Regions from separate parts of the Homo sapiens genome. Here regions 1 and 3 are each linked to region 2. The links are chromatin contacts, found by Hi-C or POLR2A ChIA-PET in ENCODE. All regions are on one chromosome and are shown on one strand. The core of a region is the stretch at or near the end of the contact, and the rest is flanking DNA. Distances in the headings are between cores, read along the strand shown.

Region 1 (3,619 bases), core at 579-3,078, 290 kb after region 2:
GCCACTACTCAGGATCTTACAGAAGAAGAACCTTCAGGCTGGGTGTGGGGGCTCACACCTGGAATCCCAGCACTTTGGGAGGCCAAAGTGGGAGGATTGCTTGAGCCCAGGAGTTCGAGACCAGCCTGGGCAACATAGCAAGACCCTGTTTCTCCAAAAAAAATGTTTAAAAAGTAGCTGAGCATGGTGGCATGCACCTGTGGTCCCAGCTACTGGGGAAGCTGAGGTGGGAGGATTGCTCCACCCGAGAGGTCGAGGCTGCAGTCAGCTGTGATTGTGTCACTGCAGTCCAGCCTGGGCGACAGAGGGAGACCCTGTTTCCAATTAAAACAATAAAAATCTTCATTTTGAAGAATCTGACCAGTTCTCTACCTGGCACTTGAGTGAAAAATGACACAATCCAAAGTAGGTGGCAGATTGGTTCTCACTCAGGCAGACCCTGGAGACACCTCTCCCGCTTCTGACTCAGGGGAGAGTGCGGTGACATAAACCACCTTCTTCTGCTCTAGGCCAGCTTGTAACTGTTCAGCCAGCCAGCCGTCTCCTAACTCTGTGACCCCCGGCCCAAGAACAGGGCTCCTGAAGGCCCCGAGAACCAGCCCGCCGTCCGCACGGATGTACCTGGAAGCCACAGTGCCCCACACCCCGTGGGACTTTCTCCCGAACACAGCACCTGCGCTTCCTGACTCCTCTCTCTGAATCTGGCCTTTGAGTTCAATGTCCTGGGAACTTAACTCTAGGGATGCTCTTTCCCCCTTTAGCTACCGAGTCACATGCTGCGTCTTTGGAAATTTCAGGCAATATTTAGTTTGGTGCAAAAGTCATTGTGGTTTTTGCAATTAATTGCAAAAATAATAAATGGAAAAATGAATTTGTGGACATCAGGCTTGCCTAGGGAGATGACCTAGGGAGAGGCCTCTTTTGGCATAGCTCCTGAACAGGGAGAGGTCCTGACATGAATACCCCCCGTTTTGTGAATCCTGAGCCAGTACTGTGTCCCCGGCCCCCTCCTCCCCCAACCTATACACACGCCTCACTTTCCCTTGCAGGACGTTTTCTACCACAGTTCCTCTCTCCTGACATAGTATGTGTTTGTTTCTTACTTGTCTTGCCGCATGAGGATGTAAGTTGCCTGAATTCAAAAACATGTCTTCTTTTTTGTGAATGAAAGAGTGGCTGGCATGTAGCAGGTACTGAAATTATTTGTAGAGTGAATGATAAATCTCAGTTCAGGGCACTCAGTGTGGCCTGGGCTACGTGGAATAGCCAATTGGTGGCCACAGAGAGTGGCCAGCCATTCCCAGGCTGGCAATGTGAGTCTTAGCCACTCTCTTTTACAGATAATGTGCTTATTAAAATGATATCCCAGGCATTCCCCAGTGGTGTTTGAATCGTGAATGCAAATGTCAGAGGCTCTGAAGTTTAAAGTCTTTTTTTTTTTTTGAGACGGAGTCTCGCTCTGTCGCCCAGGCTGGAGTACAGCAGTGCGATCTCGGCTCTGCAACCTCCGCCTCCCTGGTTCAGGCGATTCTCCTGCCTCCGTCTCCTGAGTAGCTGGGATTACAGGCAAGCACCACCACGCCCAGCTAATGTTTGTATTTTTAGAAGAAACGGGGTTTCACCATGTTGGCCAGGCTGGTTTTGAACTCTTGACCTCAAGTGATCTGCCGCCTTGGCCTCCCAAAGTGCTGGGATTACAGGCGTGAGCCACCGCACCTGGCCAGGTTTCAAGTCTTGACTCTAATAAAACCAGGGAGGTTTCGCTCAGCCACATAAGTGGGAGGGAAAATTAACTGTTGCTTTCTGTATTCACCAAGATGGCCTAAAATAAGCAAGCAGAAAAGGGAAGAAAGAAAACCAAACCCATGAGGTTGTCCAAGTCGATCTTGGCAGGTATTTTCTTGCCTGTTGATTGCTAGAGTTTCCCTCTACCTGCATTGCAGGCTGAAATGTATGACTCAGCCCTGACCAATAACATAGCAGTAAAAAGTAGTTTCCCCTGAGAGCTTTCTCTTCCTCCATAGCTGTGACTGCTGACATCTTCCACTGTAAGTGAGAAAAGTTGAGTGTGCCCTGCTGCCTCGTTTTTCTCACCAAGGTGTTATGAGCTGGTAGGGAAGGCCAGGAGCTAGGGCAGCAGCTTTAGAATTAGTGCAAGAGACAGGAGGACAAGTCACTGGGTCTCCTGAATTTCCTCACCTGCAAAACAGGGACAGTTTTTAAATTTCTTTTTTTTTTCTTTTTTTCTTTTTTGTTTGAGATGGAGTCTTGCTCTGTCGCCCAGGCTGGAGTACTGTGTTGTGATCTTGGCTTACTGCAACCTCTGCCTCCCAGGCTTAGGTGATTCTCATGCCTCAGCCTCCTGAGTAGCTGGGATTACAGATGCGGGCCACCATGCCCGGCTAATTTTTGTATTTTTAGCAGAGATGAGGTTTCACCATGTTGGTTAGGCTGGTCTTGAACTCCTGGCCTGAAACGATCTGCCTGCCTCGGCCTCTCAAAGTGCTGGGATTACAGGTGTGAGCCAACAGGGACTTTTTTTTTTTTATTATACTTTAAGTTCTAGGATACATGTGCACAACGTGCAGGTTTGTTACATATGTATATATGTACCATGTTGGTGTGCTGCACCCATTAACTCGTCATTTACATTAGGTATATCTCCTAATGCTATCCCTCCCCCCTCCCCCCACCCCATGACAAGCCCCGGTGTGTGATGTTCTCCTTCCCCAACAGGGACAGTTTTAATCAATCCCCTTTCTGGGTGGTGTCAGGACACCCACAGAGGTGTGGGTCTAAGCGCTTTGTGAGTGTCCACGTCCTGTGCCTAAGGAAAGCACTAGTCATTCATTCATTCACCCAACAGTTCCTGACGGCCCACCTCAACAGGAAGGAATATTATACAGCCACTAAAATGTAAAATCACCAGTGCTGTTCAGAAGGACGGAGATGTTTATGTCATTGGCTGTGTGACCAAAAGAAAAAGTTCTGCTGGGGATGTGGGATGGGCATATACGTGTTTTGAATATAAGATCTTTCTTTAATGCTGTTATATTTGGTCTCCATAAAATAATTATTCTTTGGGTGACAACCTCTTAGAAAAAGAAAGACAAAAGCAGCTATTTGCATAAACCTCAGCCCAGGTGTGGTCTCCAGCCCCAGGAAACTTCTCTAACACCCCTCCCATCCTCCCACCAGTGGTTCCTCCCTCGGTGGCATGAGGTGGTTCAGTTTTTTTCCTCTGTGCCCACCCTGGGGTGCCCTGGGCCCATGGCCACTGACTGCAGTGAACAATTATGTGTGAGTCTGTTAGTTCATTTGCATTGCTATAAAGAAATACCCGAGGCTGAGTAATTTATGAAGAAAAGAGGTTTACTTGGCCCATGGTTCTGCAGGTTGTACAAGAAGCATGACGCCAGCATCTGCTGCTGGTGAGGCCTCAGGAAGCTTCCAGTCATGATGGAAGGCAAAGAGGACTTGACATATCACATGGGGAGAGAGAGAGTGAGAAGGGGGAGGTCCCAGACTCTTTTAAACAACCAGATCTCACAAGAACTCAGAGCAAGAATTCACTCATTACCAGGAGGTGGGCACCAAGCCATTCATGAGCAATCTGCCC
Region 2 (3,736 bases), core at 897-3,396:
AACTCCTGACCTCAGGTGATCCGCCCCCCTCGGCCTCCCAAAGTGCTGGGATCACAGACATGAGCCACCGCGCCAGGCCCACATTTTGATTTTTAAAGCACCACCACATAGCTTTATGTCCTCGTTGTTTTCCACCTGAATCTCCTTATACAAGACTCAGGCTGGGCCAGGCACAGTGGCTCATGCCTGTAATCCCAGCACTTTGGGAGGCCAAGGCAGATGGATCACCTGAGGTCAGGAGTTCAAGATCAGCCTGGCCAACATGGCAAAACCCCGTCTCTACTAAAAATACAAAAATTAGCTGGGCATGGTGGCGCATGCCTGTAATTCCAGCTACTCGGGAGACTGAGGCGGGACAATTGCTTGAACCCGGGAGGCAGAGGCTGCAGTGAGCCGAGATCATGCCACTGCACTACAACCTGGGCAACAGAGTGAGACTCAGTCTCAGAAAAAAAAATAATAAAATAAATAAATAAAAAGATTCTCAGGCTGAAGTCACGAAGTAGGGTGGCCCCGAGCCCCCCTCAGCAGACACAGCCCAAGAGGGCATCTGCAAAGAGCAGGACTGTGGGTTGTGGGCAAGACGTGGAGGGGAGGTAGAGGAGAGAAGGGGACCCCCTACACCAGGAGGAATTTGCAGGCTTCACCAGGGAAATAGGACGGCACCCCCTGCCCCAGGGAGGTGGGCAGGGCATAGAGGGCATTTTCCAAATTGTACAGCCACAGGGACCACTCTGCCCAGAGCTCCACTCACACCCTCCAACCCCCTAGTCACACAGACACACATTCACACACACACACTACAGTCGTACACACACAGACATGCATTCACATATACACTCACTGACATACAGATACATACTCACAGGCACACACAGACATGCATTCACATACACACTAACGCAAAGACACACACAGACATTCACACAGAGTCACACTTACACACAGACATGTATTTACACATTCAAATGAATACACACACTAACACACAGAGACACACACAAACACGCACACACAGACATGTAGTCACACACCAGATGCACACACATACACTAACACACAGAGCTGTACTCACATAGACCACACACATACACACATAGGCATCATCACTACGCTAATGTCTCTCAGTGTCCTACGACAGGTGTGCACGGCCTTGCCTTGCACTGAGGTGCCCCTGCAGTATTGGGGGTTCCACCGTAGTACTGGGGTCCACTCACCCATAGACCGTGCATCTCCAGCTTCATGCGCAGGAATTTCCCCATGCCACAGGGCCTTTTGCTGGGGAAGATGCTGGTCTGCCCAAAGTCAGCGTGGAATCTGGGCAGAGCCAGAATGACCTGCCCCAGGCTTGGGAGCCGAGCATATAACCCCCCTACACACAGCGCCATTCAGACCCTGGCACCCCACCGTTGGGCTCCCTAAAGATGTGTCCATTCTGCTTGACTTAAACACTGTATTCCTGGTTGGTCCTTCAGTGACAGGGGAGGGAGGAAGAGGCTGTGGCTTGCAGGACAGGGGGTCAGGATATGGGCAATGGCTTGGGGACCTCCTACTTGTAAGGAACCAGGGTGGGGTCCTATTGGGTGGACAGGAGACCCTGCAGCCCTGGCCTCACTGCCTTCTGGGATCCTCTGCCACAGGTCCCACCCCGCAGCCCATCCTGGGCCTGCGACCCACAGCCTGTGCCTCCTGTCCCCTGTCCCTCCCAGTGCACCCTGAGCCCACCCTACCCAGCCCCCGCCACCCCCCTGCTGCACTCCCAGGGCTGACCTTCTTCCCTGCCCAGGCTGGACATCCCTCCTCTCTTGCCTCCCCCTTGACCTCCCTGATGGGACTAAGTGGAGGCTTCTGTTCATGGAAACTGGGGTTAAGGAAGCAAACTACAGGGCCTGGGGTCAAGGTCAGGTCCAAGGTCAGGGCTGAGTCAGCCCTGACTTCGTTCCTCCCGCCTCTTCCCCCGGGCATCCAGGCCCTTAGGTGTCAGGAGTTACAGCCTTGCCCTCGCCTCCTGCTCCTCTGGCCGAGGCCAGGGCGGCCCCTTCCTGTCCCCCCTGCCCGTCGTTCGCTCCCCGAGGGCGCAGCAGAAGCACGGGGAACTCCGGACCCCACGAGGCGCTCTGGACGAGGTCGAGCCGCCGCTTCCCCCGGGCGCCGCTAGGTGGCGCCGCGCTAACGAGGATCGGGATAGACCGGAGGGGCCGCGCTGCCACCAACCGGGTCTCCACTCCCCAGGTCCTCACTCCCCGGGCCCCAGCCTCGCCCCAAAGCTCAAACACGCACCCGGGAACCCTTCCACCACCCTCCCTCCCCACCCCTGGCATCCTTAGCCCTCGGCAGCTCCCGTGGTCCCAGGGGCCTCTCCGGTCCCTCAGCAGGAGACCTGGAGTGCACGGCCTGTCCATGCCTCTGGGACGCAGGACAAAGTGGACGAATAGGAATCAACCGTGGGGAGGGAGGGGCCACCCAGGAGAATCCCAGTCCACGGAGTAAGGGAGGGTGGCATGCTGAGTGCCAGGCAGAAGGCCTGGCCCAGGCGGTGCTCCCTAAGTGAGGGTGCACCCTCACTTACATCCTTCCAGGATAGTTCCTCTTCACATCCTTCCAGGATAGTTCCTCGCCTAGGCGTTTTCTCCCTCAGTTTGGGGGTAGTGGTTTTTAGGGCCCCGTGTGAGAGTGAGAAGGCTCAAGGGTGCCACTACCCCAAAACCAAGGGGGCAAGGGGCAGACCCCAACTGTACCAGGAGCAAGGAGCTGCTTTAATTTACTCCTCCCAACATGTCTATTAGACGTTTTACCAACGAGGAAGATGGGCTCAAAGCCCAAGGTCACATGGGGGTGGATGGCCAAGGCAGGGTTGGAACCCAGGTCTGGCAGATGCCCTTGCCATGCCCTGGGGTGCCCCAACTCTGACCACAATGAGCCCTTCCAGCTCCTTCCCAGCCCAAAACTAAACCCTGAGGCAGAGTGACTGGGCCACGCTCAGACGTCCCTGACTCTATGCCCTACCTCTGTCCCTCTGAGACTCCCACTGTCCTACAGCTGCCTTCTGGTCTTTGCAATGGCTGATCGTCCTGCCGGGAAAGGTGTTTCCCCAGCCTCACCAGGGCCCACTCTGGCATCAACTCCTACAGGAAGCCCTCCCTGATTGATCCCTAAGTGGAGGCTTCGGTTGGGTCCCAGCCTCAGGAAACTGGCATCAGAGCCTCCCATGGTCCCGGGCTCAGACACAATAGTGAACTCAGCCAGGTGAAGGAAGAGCTGAGAGCCCACCACCACCACGATGCTGGTCCATCGGCAGCCTGTAGCACGCCCCAAACACCCCATTTACAAAGAAACTTTTCAAAGGGCATTTAGGGCAGATGATAAAACTATGGCCCGGAGAGGCCAAGTGACTAGTGCAGAGTCACACAGCAAACCAGAAGAGACTAGACACCAACCAAGATCTGTCACTATATTCATAAAAGAAAAGAAGGCTGGGTGCGGTGTTTTGTGCCTGTAATCCCAGCACTTTGGAAAGTCAAGGGGGTGCAGATCGCTTGAGCCCAGGAGTTTGAGACCAGCCTGGGCAACATAGTGAGACCTCATCGCTACTAAAAATGTAAAAATTAGCCCAGCATGGGGACGTGTGCCTGTTGTCCCAGCTACTCAGGAGGCCGAGGCAGGAGAATTGCTTGAGCCCAAGAGGTGGAGGCTGCAATGAACCGTGATTGTGCCACTGCACTCCAGCCTGGGTGAC
Region 3 (3,361 bases), core at 672-3,171, 450 kb after region 2:
TCCTTCTGTAAGTTAAAACCTGGGAAGTGCCCTACCCTGGCATTTGAAAAGTGGCTGAATCCAATTTCCTGTCCAGAATTACAATGACATTGTATTGATACATTGATGATCAAAAGCATAGCTAAGCTGTAAGGCTGGTTATTGGATATACATCTTCCAAGTGGAGAGATTATTACCACCTGAAACAGCTTTTGGCTTGTCCATTAAGACTCCTTTCCAGCCAGGCATGGTGGCCCACCCCTGTAATCCCAGCACTTTGAGAGGCCAAGCCGGGGGTACTGCCTGAGCACAGAAATTCGAGACAGGCTGGGCAACATAGCAAGAACTCATCTCTACTAAAAATTAAAACCACTTTCCAAAATGAATTTTTTTTTTAAGACAGGATCTTGATCTGTCACCCAGGCTATAGTGCAATGGCACAGTCATAGCTCACTGCAGCCTCAAACTCCTGGGATCAAGCCATCCTCCTGCCTCACCCCCTTAAGTGGCTGGTTCTACAGGGGCACACCAGCACACCCAGCTATTTTTTTTTTTTTAATTTATTGTAGAGACGGGGTCTTGTTACATTGCCCAGGCTGGTCTCAAGCTCTTGGCCTCAAGCGATCCTCCAGCAGTCCTCCCACCTGAGCCTCCCAAAGTCCTGGAATGACAGGTCTAAGCCACTCTGCTCAGCCCAAAACAAATTCTATAACCAAACCAGAAAAGTTGTTTTTTGTTTAGCTTTTTACCTTAAAACTTTCATTACCCCTACTTCCAACAAAGTATTTGAGGTGGATTTAACACAAGACACAGCATCAATAAAGCTCTTAAGTGAAGTCTGAGATTTAAAGGAGCATAGCTCAGTGGGGAAGATGACTTCTAAGGCTTGGCTTTGAATAAAGCCCAACTCTTCAATAGCTTGGTGTGACTAAGACATGCTCTACCTATGTGGGTTTGTTTTTTTGTTTGTTTGTTTGTTTGTTTGTTTTTGGAGACAGAGTCTTGCTCTGTCACCCAGGGTGGAGTGCAATGGCACGATCTCGGCTCACTGCAACCTCCACCTCCGGGTTCAAGCAATTCTCCTGCCTCAGCCTCCCAAGTAGCTGGAACTACAGGTGCACACCACCATGCCCAGCCAGTTTTTTGTATTTTAGTAGAGACGGGGTTTCACCATGTTTGCCAGGCTATTCTCAAACTCCTGAACTCAGGCAATCCACCTGCCTTAGCCTCCCAAAGTGCTAGGATTACAGGCATGAGCCACTGCACCCAGCCTCTATGTGTTTTTTTTATTGTTAAGAGTTCGAGGCTGGGTGCAGTGACACACACCTGTAATCCCAGCACTTTGGGAGGCCGAGGCGGGAGAATCACTTGAGGTCAGGAGTTCAAGACCAGCCTGGCCAACATGGTGAAACCCCGTCTCTACTAAAAATACAAAAAAAAATTTAGCTGAGCGTGGTGGTGCACGCCTGTAATCCCAGCTATTGGGGAGGCTGAGGCAGGAGAATCTCTTGAACCCAGGAGGCAGAGGTTGCGGTGAGCCAAGATCATGCCACTGTACTCCAGCCTGGGGGATGGAGCGAGACTTCGTCTCAAAAAAAAAAAAAAACAGCATTACTATGCCACCCTGATACACTGCTTGGCTAGGAGGGAAAACTTCTTGTTGCAATTAACCTTTCTATTTTTTTCGCTACGTCTAAGTATTGTGAACTTCCTTTGTGGTATTTTAGTGATTAGACAGGATGGAGGGCGTTCTTAAAGATTCATGGCCAAATCCAATGATGTCAGAGTGAAGGGAACGGACGGTCTTCGTGGGGCCAGCAAGTCTGGCCCCATCTGAATTGTTTGTCTAACACTTCACAAGCAGAATAGGAACCGCTGAATTATTCATTTTCAAGTTGCCCTAAAAAAGGTACTTAGCCTGCCGAAAGGCAGACTTTCGGTGCCAGCGAGAGGAAGAGGAAGGATGCTGTCTTTCCTATGAACGTTCTCGTGCCTCCACTGCCTGGGTCTTCAGTTTCACTTCCCAGCCCTGCGGGGTACAGGAAACCACCAGCTAACTTAAGTGCAAGGCAATTAAGCGGGGAGGGAATTGTGGACAAATCTATAGAACTCTGAAGCCACAGGTGAGCCAAGCATTGACTTTACTGGGGAAAAACCAGGTGGAAGAAGGTTGAAGGAGCTTGGGTTGGTCAGAAGATGCCAGGATTTGGGACCTGAGCCAGGGAGGTGGGCCCAGGAAGTGGGATTGGGCTTGGGGATGGGGAAGGAGAGGAAGCTGAGAGCGATAACTAGTATGCAATCAGAAATTTTTTTTATTCTTAGTTTTAGCTTCTCTGCCTCTGCCACCAAAGCTTTGTTTTGGTTTTTGAGACAGGCTCTCACTCTGTTGCCCAGGCTGTAGTGCAGTGGCACAATCTTGGCTCACTTCAACCTGTGCCTCCCGGGTTCAAGCAATTCTCCCACCTTAGCCTCCCGAGTAGCTGGGATTACAGGTGCACACCACCACTCTCAGCTAATTTTTTTTTTTTTTTTTTTTTTTGTATTTTTAGTAGAGACGGGGTTTCTCCATGTTGGTCAGGCTGGTCTTGAACTCCTGACCTCAAGTGATCCACCCGCCTCAGCCTCTCAGAGTGCTGGGATTACAGGCGTGAGCCACCATGCCTGGTCCCAACCTTTCCTTAACACTTCCTACCACACAGTACTTAGGGGAGAAAGTCATTAGAAACCCTTGTACTTGGGAGTAAAGGCCAGGCTTTTAGTAGAGACAGGTTGCCTACCATGCCCTTGAGCCCATGCACCACTGCGCCGCCCTGCACCTCAGTTTCCCCACTTGTGAAATCCTAGCAGTCTTCCTCTGTAGGTCTGCACTGCTCCCCTGTGGTGTGTCTTTTGTGCAGCGCAGGAGGCAGATGAGAGAGAGAAGCCCGCGTCTTGTCCAAAATATGATTTGGCGCATTCTTGGGCAGCGTCTGTTGGAGGTACAGGCGGGATGCTCACAGGTGAAGTAAACCAGGAATGGCAAACAGAACCTGAAAGGTGGTTCTGAAAGAGAGAATGCAGAAACTGGGCAAGCAGTACTCCCACCTGTAGGAAGGTTTGCTGGCGAAGTTTCACACTAAAACATGAAGGAGACTGTTAAAAACAATGGGTATAGATGACAGAACAGCATCCCTTCCTAAACAGCCTTTAAAAGTCTGAAACTAGGGCCAGGTGTGGTAGTTCACACCTGTAAGCCCAGCTAGTTGGGAGGCTGAGGCAGGAGGATCACTTGAGCCCAGGAATTTGAGGCTGCAGTGAGCCATGATAGTACCACTGCACTCCAGCCTGGGCAACAGAGCAAGACCCTGTCTCTACAAAAAATAAATTAGCCATGTGTAATGGT

The links. A loop is a pair of places that touch in the nucleus more often than their neighbours do. ChIA-PET counts read pairs that join two places held with the same protein, here RNA polymerase II (POLR2A). Pooled maps may share reads with other maps.
Region 1: a pooled map shows a loop between it and region 2 (5-fold over the local background). The contact joins two enhancer-like sites. A Hi-C loop is called at or near these places in 1 of 168 maps with a recorded cell type or tissue (OCI-LY7), 4 of 37 single-sample maps with no recorded cell type and 9 of 50 pooled maps. POLR2A ChIA-PET finds 5 or more read pairs at or near these places in 2 of 52 experiments (H1 and activated CD4-positive, alpha-beta T cell).
Region 3: a loop to region 2 is called in a map of tibial artery, with 2.6 times the contacts of the local background. The contact joins two enhancer-like sites. A Hi-C loop is called at or near these places in 1 of 168 maps with a recorded cell type or tissue (tibial artery) and 2 of 50 pooled maps. POLR2A ChIA-PET finds 5 or more read pairs at or near these places in 1 of 52 experiments (GM12878).

What each region holds. Positions count from the first base shown.
Region 1 is chr7:101,980,188-101,983,806 of GRCh38, forward strand. All of the region lies in intron 2 of CUX1 (cut like homeobox 1), which reads left to right. Among named protein-coding and RNA genes, the nearest start is that of CUX1, 160 kb to the left of the region's middle. RefSeq lists enhancers at 1,575-1,694, 1,725-1,834. Within about 2 kb of position 1,829, at least 7 of the 41 ENCODE cell types and tissues checked have a DNase peak (open chromatin) inside an H3K27ac peak, as active enhancers do; they include OCI-LY7, where a contact is called at or near this core.
Region 2 is chr7:101,686,342-101,690,077 of GRCh38, forward strand. No RefSeq gene overlaps it. Among named protein-coding and RNA genes, the nearest start is that of MYL10, 59 kb to the left of the region's middle. RefSeq lists a silencer at 2,211-2,340. Within about 2 kb of position 2,147, at least 6 of the 41 ENCODE cell types and tissues checked have a DNase peak (open chromatin) inside an H3K27ac peak, as active enhancers do; they include GM12878 and OCI-LY7, where a contact is called at or near this core.
Region 3 is chr7:102,139,295-102,142,655 of GRCh38, forward strand. The region is part of intron 8 of CUX1 (cut like homeobox 1); the gene reads left to right. Among named protein-coding and RNA genes, the nearest start is that of SH2B2, 150 kb to the right of the region's middle. Within about 2 kb of position 1,922, at least 5 of the 41 ENCODE cell types and tissues checked have a DNase peak (open chromatin) inside an H3K27ac peak, as active enhancers do; they include GM12878, where a contact is called at or near this core.